Linked DNA regions of Homo sapiens: region 1 is linked to region 2. A link is a loop called in an ENCODE intact Hi-C map of the cell type or tissue named here. Cell type or tissue: K562. All regions are shown on one strand. Each heading gives the region's core, and the rest is flanking DNA. Links, peaks and the distances in the headings are about the cores only.

The links. A loop is a pair of places that touch in the nucleus more often than their neighbours do. Peaks named below come from ENCODE experiments on the same cell type or tissue, not always from the same donor. Only the 100,000 strongest peaks of a DNase experiment are listed, where the experiment ranks them.
Region 1: it touches region 2 in a loop (3-fold over the local background); 2 of 110 quality-filtered maps call a loop at or near these places.

The regions. Positions count from the first base shown.
Region 1 is chr7:79,631,876-79,637,266 of GRCh38, forward strand. LOC105375369 (a long non-coding RNA gene) reads left to right here and starts at 2,734. Exons shown (of 5, transcript XR_927704.3): 1 at 2,734-2,913. In K562, for the core only: no CTCF peak of the experiment used is centred there; no DNase peak of the experiment used is centred there.
Region 2 is chr7:79,691,745-79,697,135 of GRCh38, forward strand. It overlaps LOC105375370 (a long non-coding RNA gene), which reads left to right and starts at 5,175. Exons shown (of 5, transcript XR_927705.4): 1 at 5,175-5,217. In K562, for the core only: no CTCF peak of the experiment used is centred there; no DNase peak of the experiment used is centred there.

The DNA of each region.
Region 1 (5,391 bases), core at 83-5,082, 60 kb before region 2:
TGTTGTCTACTGCATACACATTTACTCTTTTAAAGTAGTCTGTCTTTTATTTGGGATTTTTTTTTTTTGGATGGAGTCTCACTCTGTTGTTCAGGCTGGAGTGCAGTGGCACAATCCTGGCTCACTGCAACCTCTGCCTGCTAGGTTTAAGTGATTCTCTTGCCTCAGCCTCCTGAGTAGCTGTGATTACGGGCATGTGCCACCATGCCTGGCTAATTTTTGTATTTTTAGTAGAGATGGAGTTTTGCTATGTTGGCCAGGCTGGTCTCGAATTCCTGACCTCAAGTGATCCTCCTGCCTTGGATTCCCAAAGTGCTGGGATTACAGGTATGAGCTGCTGCACCCAGCCTTGGAATATTTTTAAAACTCCGTTTGTGTTTCATATTTTTTCCATTTGATTTTGATATATCACAATGTGATTTCTGTGTATGTTTATTGAAACACTCAGGACTATCCTTGTTATATTTATATGTCAACTTGACTGGGTTAAGGGATGCCCAGATAGTTGCTAAACATTATTTCTGGGTCTTTCTGGAAGAAATCAGGACATGAGTCAGTAAAGTGAGTAAAGAAGATCAGCCCTTACCTAAGAGGCAGGCATCAACCAATCCTTTGAGTTTCTGAATAGAACAGAAAGAGAGAGGAAGGGCAAATTACTGCTTTCTTCTTGAGCTGAACGTCCATCTTCTCCTGTCCTTAGACATCAGAGCTCCTGATTTTTGGGATTTCAGACTCTGGGACTTATGGCAGTATCCTGCTCCCTACCCTGCAATCCCCCACTGCATTGGACATGCACTGAATTACACCACCAGCTTTTCTGGTTCTCAGGCTTGCAGATGGCATATTGTGGGACTTCAGCCTCCATAATCACATGAGCCAATTTCCATAATAAAAATCTTTTCTCTGTCTTTCCTTCTTTCCTTTCTTCCTTCCTTCCTTCCTTCCTTTGTTTCTTCCTTTCTTTTCTCTAGAACATTGGTTCAGTTAGCCTGAAGAATCTTGACTAATAAAAAGACATTTTAGTCTGGATTGGGAGTTTTATAGACTGAAAAATTTGGCCCTTGACCCTAATTCCACCTCTCGCTTACTATTTCTCTCCTTTGTTTCTGACTCTCTGATTAGATATATATGTTTGGCCTTGTAGTGAATTTCTTGAAGTTTTGTTTTATTGTGAATTTTCCATCTCATTAATTTCAATTTACCTTGTTATCTTACATATATCTTAATTTATTGTATATACAATTATCTCTTTTTTTTGGAACATATTTCTTCTCATCATTATCCAGTTGCTAAATCTCATCTTTCTAATTTGCTATTTAAACCATTCAATATTTTTAAAATATTAAGGTATAATTAACATACAGTAAAATTTACCCTTTTTGTGTAGTTTCATGAGATTTTTAAAAATGCATATAAACACAACCACCACATTAATCAAAATTTAAACAGCTCTATCATGAGAAAAAACCTCTCATGACTTTTTGTAGATGCTATTACCCAGCCCCACCCACTGTCAACCATATAAATTAAATTATACAGTATTCTTTATTGATTTTTTCAATTCACATGTATTACTCGTAGAGATACATTTGATTTTTTCACTTTATTAACATATAATTGAACTTCTAGTTTTTTATTACATGAACATATTTAAGCTTTACTTTTGTCCTACACATATTTACTTTATTGTCTATCCATAATAATTTCATTATTTGAAGATTTTGTGAGTCTGATTTGCCTCTATTAATTCTACATATTCTTGTTTATGGTGTCTTGATACATTGTATGTTCATTTTTACTATGCAATATTCATTTTCCTTGGAATTATATCTAATGAAACTGTTTGAGGCCTGAGACAGAACGTGACACACTAAAGAGAATCTACATTTGCTTCTGCATATTTTTGGATTGAGATTTTCTTGAACTTCTCATTTCTTGGTAATTAGGTTGCAATATTGTGTGGAGGTCAGCTGTGATTCCAAATTTTTATTGATTATTATTTTCTTTTTTCTGTTGAGCACCAATATATAAAATGGCTGGCATAACTTCATTCTCCAGTTTGGGGAACATGAGTTTATATATAATTCACTCTTATACTAGTTATAAAGTCTTTTGAGTAAAGAAATTGTACTTCAACAAAGAGAGGTCTGATTTTGCATTAGACTTTTTAAGGTGGGGGCGGGTCACACCAGATGTTAAGGATGGGGTGAACCATAACCCATAGGCCTAGGTTGTGGGCTGGCTATGACAGAAAGACCAATAATGTGACTTAAAGCTGGGCCATGTGTTATCATGTGGTATCCCGGTCATGTGGTATCAGTTGACCTGAAAGCTAAGATCAACCACATGGGCAATTAATTAGTCCATCATACCTATGCAATGGGGCCCCAATAAAAGGTTTGAATATGGAAGCTGCAATGCATTGTTTTGTGCTCTCACTCCACAGAGACAGGACAGGAAATACTCCATGTTTGGAACCCTCCTGGATTTTACCCTATGAAATTCTTCATTTGCCTAATTTTAATCTGTATCTTTTCTCTGTAATAAACTCTAACTGTGAGTATAATAGCTTCTAGTGTGTTCTATGAATTCTAGCAAATTATCAAGACTAAGGGTGGTTTTGTAATCCCCTGACATTGCAGTTGATATTAGAAAGGGCTAGCCATCTCTGGAGGACTCTGTGCTCAAATGTTACAGTCTGGATACTGCAGGCAGGGCCCTGGGTTTATTGGATGGCTGCTGTATTGCAAGGCTCTCCACTTTGGCCATACACTGGGTTTAAACCATTTTTACCTTCCCCCAGCAGGTTTGTGTACCAAACCTTTTGCCTTTGACAAATGCACCCAGGATAACAGGCTGCTCCAGTACTCTGCTTCTTTCTCATGCCTGCCTTCACCTGGTCTCTGCCTGAAGGTATATTATGTTTTTGATGGCTTAACAATGCTTATTAGAAGTTTTTGTTTGATTGATTTTACTCTTTCTTAGTCCAAATATCTAACCAACCACATTACTAGAAAGAGATGCAGAGTTCATTTAAAATGTTAAAATACTATGTTTGAGGAACTTGTAGAATAAGTAGAAGTTAATTGTCAGCAAACCGCTGAAAATATAAAATAAGAAAATGTGCAACTGGAGGTGAAGAAAAATTTTAGGGATGGCAATATAGAATGCAAGTGGATTTTAGAAGTATATAGACAGTTATGAAATGAAAAGAGAAAGTATAAATATTTGGTACAAGAAAAAAGAGTATTTCAGGAAAAAAATGCCCCAAGCAATGGGGAGGACCAATATTTATGACACAATGAAAGTCAGAGAGTTTAAAGGAAGACAAAAAATGGAGCAAAGCAAGAAAGCCAAGAAAATATAAAATTAATTGATAGAATTCATAGAAATATCTCAAATAGTAATCTGAGCTGTCCTGAAGTTATGGAGATTTTCAGTTCCATATAAGAAAATTATTTTTAAAGAAAGGTTAAATTTATCCTCCATCCATATGTGAAAGAGTAGATCAATAATTAGAATGATTGATGGAATATTTAAATCATAGTTCCACAAGCATCTGGACTCAGTAGTAAACTATTGATATTGGCATTATAAAGGGGTTAATTTATAATGGTGAAAATATAATCTGTGAAATACACAGCATGACTACATAGAGACATTTAACAGTATGATGCTGAATTGGTTTTCTCATGTTGCTAGAGCACCAGTTAAGAAAATGGGATTGATTTCTATAACATCATGTCTAGTTTTGAAATTTACCTCTTGTTTATATAGAATACAACTATTCATGAATTTCAAACAAACATACAAAACAACCATATCTCCTGAGCATACATAAAAAGAAACCATGTAAAAAGTAAAGTTACTTTCAAACAGATCTTCCTTTTTTAAAATAATTATCCTTTACTTTCTGAAGTCTAACTCACATGTAGCCAAACTCATGTTTTGGCTTGATTTTTATGTTGAAAGACAAAAGACAGATTTCGATAGTTCAGTGTGTATTCATCTGTTTATTTGGGGCTTAGGAGTAATGTAAGACATAAGGCATAGGCACCACCGTATTTTGTATTGTTGTTGACTTTCTTTTTCTTTGCTTTTTCCTGCTTTGGATGCACAGAGACTTATGACAAGAATATGTCTAAGTCAATGTGCTGAATATTGGCCTTTAACTTGTGCCAGCTTTTTGTCTGTCCTCATGACTTTCAGTTACACTGACTGTACAATTTGGACTTGCATTCTCATAATTGATTTGAGGATGAAATTAACTTTTATGAAACTTTTGGCTTGAGTATTGCCATCCTAAACTAGATGCATTTTACTGATCACAATTTGTCATCTAACACACTCTTTTGTGTTTTAAGTGAGGTACAGTCATTTTATTTTTTCCATCATAAATGGCCGTGATATAAAGTGTATTATACTTTGGAGAGAATGATTGAAGCTATCTCCATACTTAAAGCACTTTGGCTGAAAGGTGCTGTATTTCTGAAATAGGCTTTCATTATTTATTGACTCACTGCCCTATAATAATTTTTCTGAAGCACTTTTGATCTGTTTTATAAATATTGTGTTTTCATTTTGAAAGTATTTAGCATGCTGGAAAACTTACCACTTAAAAAATTATCATAATGGTCCTTCAAAAAGGATTTTGTTTAAGTAGCCGGTAGTTGAAACCTGTTCTCTGGACTCAGGCAAACATTTGGGAACAAGTCATAACTGTGAGCATTGTCAAAATGGTTAATAACACCAGCATCATATACGCTAAGGGAAATGACTGGTGACAAATTTAGGTGAAAAAAAGGCAAGAGCATTATCATTCTGAAATGTAACCTTTTGCTTTAAAATGTCAAGGATAGGATGTCAAAAACAGCTTTTTACATCATCAGGAAGAGTAGGTTAATTTAAAAATCCTGTTAATGCTAGCTAAGTACATGAAGTTCAATAAATCTCTGCTGAATATATCAGCCTATGAACAATTTAGTTTGTGATATCTTAAGCCAGTCCTAGAACAGTATTTTGCACATAATAGGCACTACTAAATATTTGTGTTATGATTTAAGGAATTTAAAAAAAATAATAATCTATCCCATAGTCACCATTTTCAGGGTTGAACTTCCTGAAATGTGTAAGTCCTTGAGGGCTTGGTTCTGACCTTCAATCCTTATCTAGTTCAGAGCCCTGCTAGCTGGAAAGCACACCCATTTTAAGAAGGTGGAGATTTTAAGAACAGTTCAGACTTGGCTATACAGTTTGTTCCTGTCATTCAGTTTTTTTTTTTCTTATTTAGTTTTACATTTATTTATTCAAATGTCAGCTTCTTTGAGCTGACTTCCCTGACTGCTCCAACTCTGGTAACCATGATATTTCAGCACTTTATCATATATATTT
Region 2 (5,391 bases), core at 337-5,336:
CTTCTCCCTCCATTTCCTTTAAATGAACTGATATGGTTTGGCTGTGTCCCCACTCAAATCTCACCTTGAACTGTAATAATTCCATGTGTCAAGGGCAGGTGGAGATAACTGAATCATGGAGGTGGTTTCCTCCATACTGTTCTCATGATAGTGAATAAGTCTCAAGAGAGCTAATGGTTTTATAAATGCATTTTCCCCTGCACAAGCTCTCTTGCCTGCCACCATGTAACATATGACTTTGCTCCTCATTCACCTTCCACCATGATTGTGAGACCTCCCTAGCCGCGTGGAACTGTGAGTCAATTAAACCTCTTTCCTTTATAAATTACCCAGTCTCAGGTATATCCTTATTAGCAGTGTGAGAGCCATGACTAATACATGGACCACTGAGGCATTTGCCTGGGAGCTTAAAGTGACTCACAGCCTATTCTCTTACATATACTACTAGTTGCCACACTTGTACTCTCTCTGTCTCGTTTTCTCTCTCTCTCTCTCTCTCTCTCTCTCTCTGCCTGACTCTTCATTCTTGCCTCATGTGACTCAGGGACAGTGGGCTGCCCTCCCAGCTCATTGCACCCTGCCCAGAATCTGTAAGTAAAAATCTTTGAGCCTATTTCCTATTGTGGTGCTATATAACCAGTTTGTGTCTTCCCCCTGAAGAATCTAAGGCCAAGTTTTCCCCAGAATGCCAAAGAGAACACAAGGTTCAGGGACAAGGCAATGGTTATGGCATAAAGTGGGCATAGGTTAGACAAGAGCCACAAGACAATACAGTTGTCTTCCAATATAAACTATTTTCCTGTTGAGAGCCACCTTGTCATGGGTCAGACAATTAGGTATCAGTCTGCCCAGCAGGTAACAGAAGTATCCTGGGGAAGGCACATTGTATCCACCTATGTCCCACTCTTCTTGCTAGCCACTCCGGTGCTGGAACTCCAGTTTAGCTGGGGGCTCTTGAAACACACTATCACTACATTTCTCAGGTACAGTAGCTAAAACGTAGCGAATTGGGGCTGTGTTTCTATTTTTTCATCTACTTTCTCTTCTTCTACATCTTTTTATCTTTTTTCAGTTGTACTGTTCTATTTTTCTTCATCCCTTTTTTTACCTTCTTTTCTTTTGCTGCTAGACCATAGATTGCAGATACTGAGAACTAAATTTTGATGCAACTGAGAGACATACAGGAGCAGCTGAAATAGTTCTAGCTAGAGTTTAAATCAGAAAGAAAGAAGGTGTCTTAATAGTTTTGAAGGATCCTTTGTGGTTCTTTGAACTTGGGAAAGACCTATCAAGTTAACAGAATACAGGAAGAAAGGAGTATCAGAATTTTAAACTTGAATATCCCATTTATAATAGCCATGTATCTTTCTCATTGACTGTTTCCTCATCTGCAATTAATACTCCATAGCAATGTCATAATTACTAAATTGAGTGAGGTGTATCAGTTCTCTGATTCAGTTCATGCTTCTTTAAAAACAAATCATATTTCCCCTTGCCTTACCATTAAAACAAATCCAGAAGTTAGCAAGTTGGGAGGTTTAAATTTAAGTAGGTCTAATCATCTGTAATTGTTGTTATGAGAAGAAAATGTATGTTTCTTTTCTCTTAAAAAGTCACCTATACATATTTTAATAATTAGGACAATACATCCCTCAATTGATTTTGGTTATTTTTGTTTTGTAAGGAAGAGTCTTTCCAAAGGAGTTTCAAAATCTAGTTTCATTGCAGAATGGGGCAATTTTCACAACTTGTTGGATCCCACGCAATGTTGTAGCTTGGGTTATATTAATCTTTCCTTACCAGCAGGGATTTTCCCACCAGAACAGTGCGTGGTTTCTTTCCCACTATAAGGACTGGTTGATTATTGTTTTAGCTGCAACCAGAGCTGGAAATTTGGGCAGCAAAGTGTTTTATACACTTAGCCTGTCCCAATCAAGCAAGTGTGGTTAATTAGTTATTTCTCTATATCTGAAATATCTTCTATTAAGCTAAAGTAGTCCTAAATATTCTACAAACATGACTTAACATGTCTTGCATATTGCTTTTCAGACTTAGTAACCAGCAGATACATAAAAATTAAAACCTTTTGAATAACTCTAGGCATACAGTATTACAATAAATCATCCAATAGCTATTGAGGAACATCATATTGTTATGTTAGAGTTTACATATTGATATGGTTTTCCTCTGTGTCCCTACCCAAATCTCATCTGGAATTGTAAACCCCATAATACCCATGTTTTGAGGAAGGGACTTGGTGGAAGGTGATTGGATCATGGGGACAGTTTCCCCCATGCTGTTCTTGTGGTAGTGAGTGAGTTATCACAAAATCTGATGGCTTTATAAGTGTTTGACAGTTCCTCCTTCAGACTATCTCTCTCGCCTTCCACCTGGAAGGCCATGCCTGCTTCCCCTTCTGCCATGATTGTAAGTTTCCTGAGGCCTCTCCAGCCATGAAGAACTGTGAATCAATTAAACCTCTTTTTAAAATAAATTACCCAGTCCCAGTCAGTTCTTTATAGCAGTGTGAGAACAAACTGATACACATATCAACTTTAAATAATCATTCGGCTCATCTCTATAAGCTACAGTTCCATCTGCCAATGTTTGTTGCTATCTACTTATTTTAATTTATAGTTTTAATGGGATGAAATTAAAAAGTAGAATATTATGCAGACATTAAAATGGTTGTAATGGCCAGTAAGTAATGGCATGGAAAAAATCTTTGATTTAAAGTGGTAATGTAGAAAGAATACATTTTTATAAACGTACAGCATTTACTATGAAAGATGTATACACAGGTAAAAACCAAGAGAGAATTTTAAAATGCTAATATAAGTTTTTAATGCATGGCAATTTAATCTGTTGGTACCTTTCAAAATATATTTAGCATTTTCTTTAATGTGCTTTCTTTGCTTCAAAAATAAATATATTAAATTTGAGGAATTTCTTACATTTCTGTGTATTTGATCTGAAAATAGTGAATTTTGCTTGTAAACCTGTCTATAAATTAAGAGGGCATAGGCTTTGAATGACAGCCCAGAGGATTTCCATTGAGCTGGGTGCATGGATTTAAGGTAATATATTTTGAGTCCAGTATTTTTGTTGTCAGAACTTTTTAAACTTCTATTTGTTTACCAAGCGGGAGTCTGGATAACTGAGCTTTTAGGCAAATTGCATTCAATTTCTATTCTTAGATGTTTCTTGACATGATGATTAGAATAACAGCAATATAAAAATAAGACACATTAGGAAGTAATGACACAAATTCACTTGGGCTTATTAGGAGGGTCTCTCCGTAGAAGATTTTCCATGTATGTTTCCACATAAAGTCACATCTGAGGCACTGTGGATCAGGATTTCAACATATCTTCTTTGGGGACACAATTCAATCGATAATACTTTAGAAAGTAAAAGACGTAGTAAGAGGAAATTTTAAAAACACTTATATTTTGTTTACTGCAAAATAGAGATGAACCAAAAGTGAAGTGAGAGTTTGAGCATGTATGGTTTAGATTACAGCAGACAACACTCCCACCACCCTCATAAAGAAGTGCCTTCCCGTGCTAATAATATTATGATGGAGGAAGGGGGGAAACTACGTTCAAGGAAAAATGACACATTGTAGGAAGATCTGAGATGAGTGTAAAATGGTTTAGGTCATAGGCCAAGAAGGAAGACAGGAGGGGAAGAACTTTGTATGCCCCAAAGTATTAGACAGCCTGTGGGCGTAAGATCTTGTAGCCCACTGTTGTCCTAGTACTTTTCTCTGTGATGTTGGAATTTTCTAATTTTTGTCAGTATTGTTTCCAGGAGACAGAAAAGTGGCCAAAACTAATTTTTCTGATACCTATGTAAGTTGTCTTGGGATCAGTGTGGTTGTAAAACTTTGGCTTGGACTGGTCTTCCTGGCATTAATATTCCTGGTTTGCCAGGGTTTGCTAGGCCTATCCAAAGGGCATTAAGAGTATTCAGTAGAACTGTGATCCAGTAAACACAGTTCAGTGGAACTTCAATTGGTGTATCAGCTAAAAATAAATTATTATTTATAAGGATGTAAGTATTTTTAACATTTTCTATATAACATCTTATATTTCAACACTGGAGACATTGATTATGGTTATGAAGACTTTAATATGACTAAGAAGCATAAAAGTATCTGGTAGAATAGTTGAATGTCACAGGGTAAATAAAAAGGTGCAAATAGATCAGTAGGAAATTTCTCTTCTTATAAATTTGATTTAATGTTTTATAGATGATCAACTCTTAAGCTCTAATATTTTTGCCTATATTATTAAGAAGTAAAGAAAATGGTACTCTGCCATGCTAGAAAGAGTTTTAACATATAATGTGTGAATAATGTGGAGATTATTAAACATAGAATTTAATAAGAAAATATTTATTTGCCAAACTTAAAAGGCTATATAGCATTTTTAACTTAAAATAATGATTGTCACTTCTTTTTGTAGATCTTTTCTTTCTGTTATATCATCCCACAAAGACATATTCTTAGTATTAACAGTTAAAGACACTGAATCAAAAATATTTATTTTTTTCGAGCTTTTTATTTTATTTATTTATTTATTTATTTATTTATTTATTTATTTATTTATTTATTTATTTTGAGATGGAGTCTCGCTCTGTCTCCCTGGCTGGAGTGCAGTGGCGCGATCTCGGCTCACTGAAAGCTCCGCCTCCCGGGTTCACGCCATTCTCCTGCCTCAGCCTCCCGAGTAGCTGGGACTACAGGCGCCCGCCACCACGCCCGGCTAATTTTTTGTATTTTTAGTAGAGACGGGGTTTCACCATGTTAGCCAGGATGGTCTCGATCTCCTGACCTCGTGATCCTCCCACCTCGACCTCCCAAAGTGCTGGGTTAACAGGCGTGAGCCACCACGCCCGGCCCCAGCTTTTTATTTTTGAGAAAGAATTGCTCTGTCTTGCAGGGTAAAGTCTGGTGGTGTAATCATAGCTCACCATAACCCTAAACTCCTGGACTTGAGATCCTCCTGCCTCAGCCTCCTAAGTAGCTAGGACTACAGGAGTGTGCCACCATGCCTGGCTAATTTTAAAATGTTTTGCAGAGACAGAGTCTTGCTGTGTTGCCCAGGTTGTTCTCAAACTCCTTTGGTCAAGCAATCTTCCCGCCTCAGCCTCCTGAAGTACTGGGATTACAAGTGCAAGCCACTATGGTTGGCCCTTTCCAGCTTTATTGAGGTATAACTGGTATATGAAAAATTGCATATAACTAATGTATACAATTTGGTGAGTTTGGACACATATATATACAGTCGTGTTCCAGTCACAATAGTTGAGGTAATAAACATACCTATTACCTCCAAAAGTTTCCTTTTCTTCCTTTTTTGTGTTTTTTGGTTGTTGTTTTGTTTT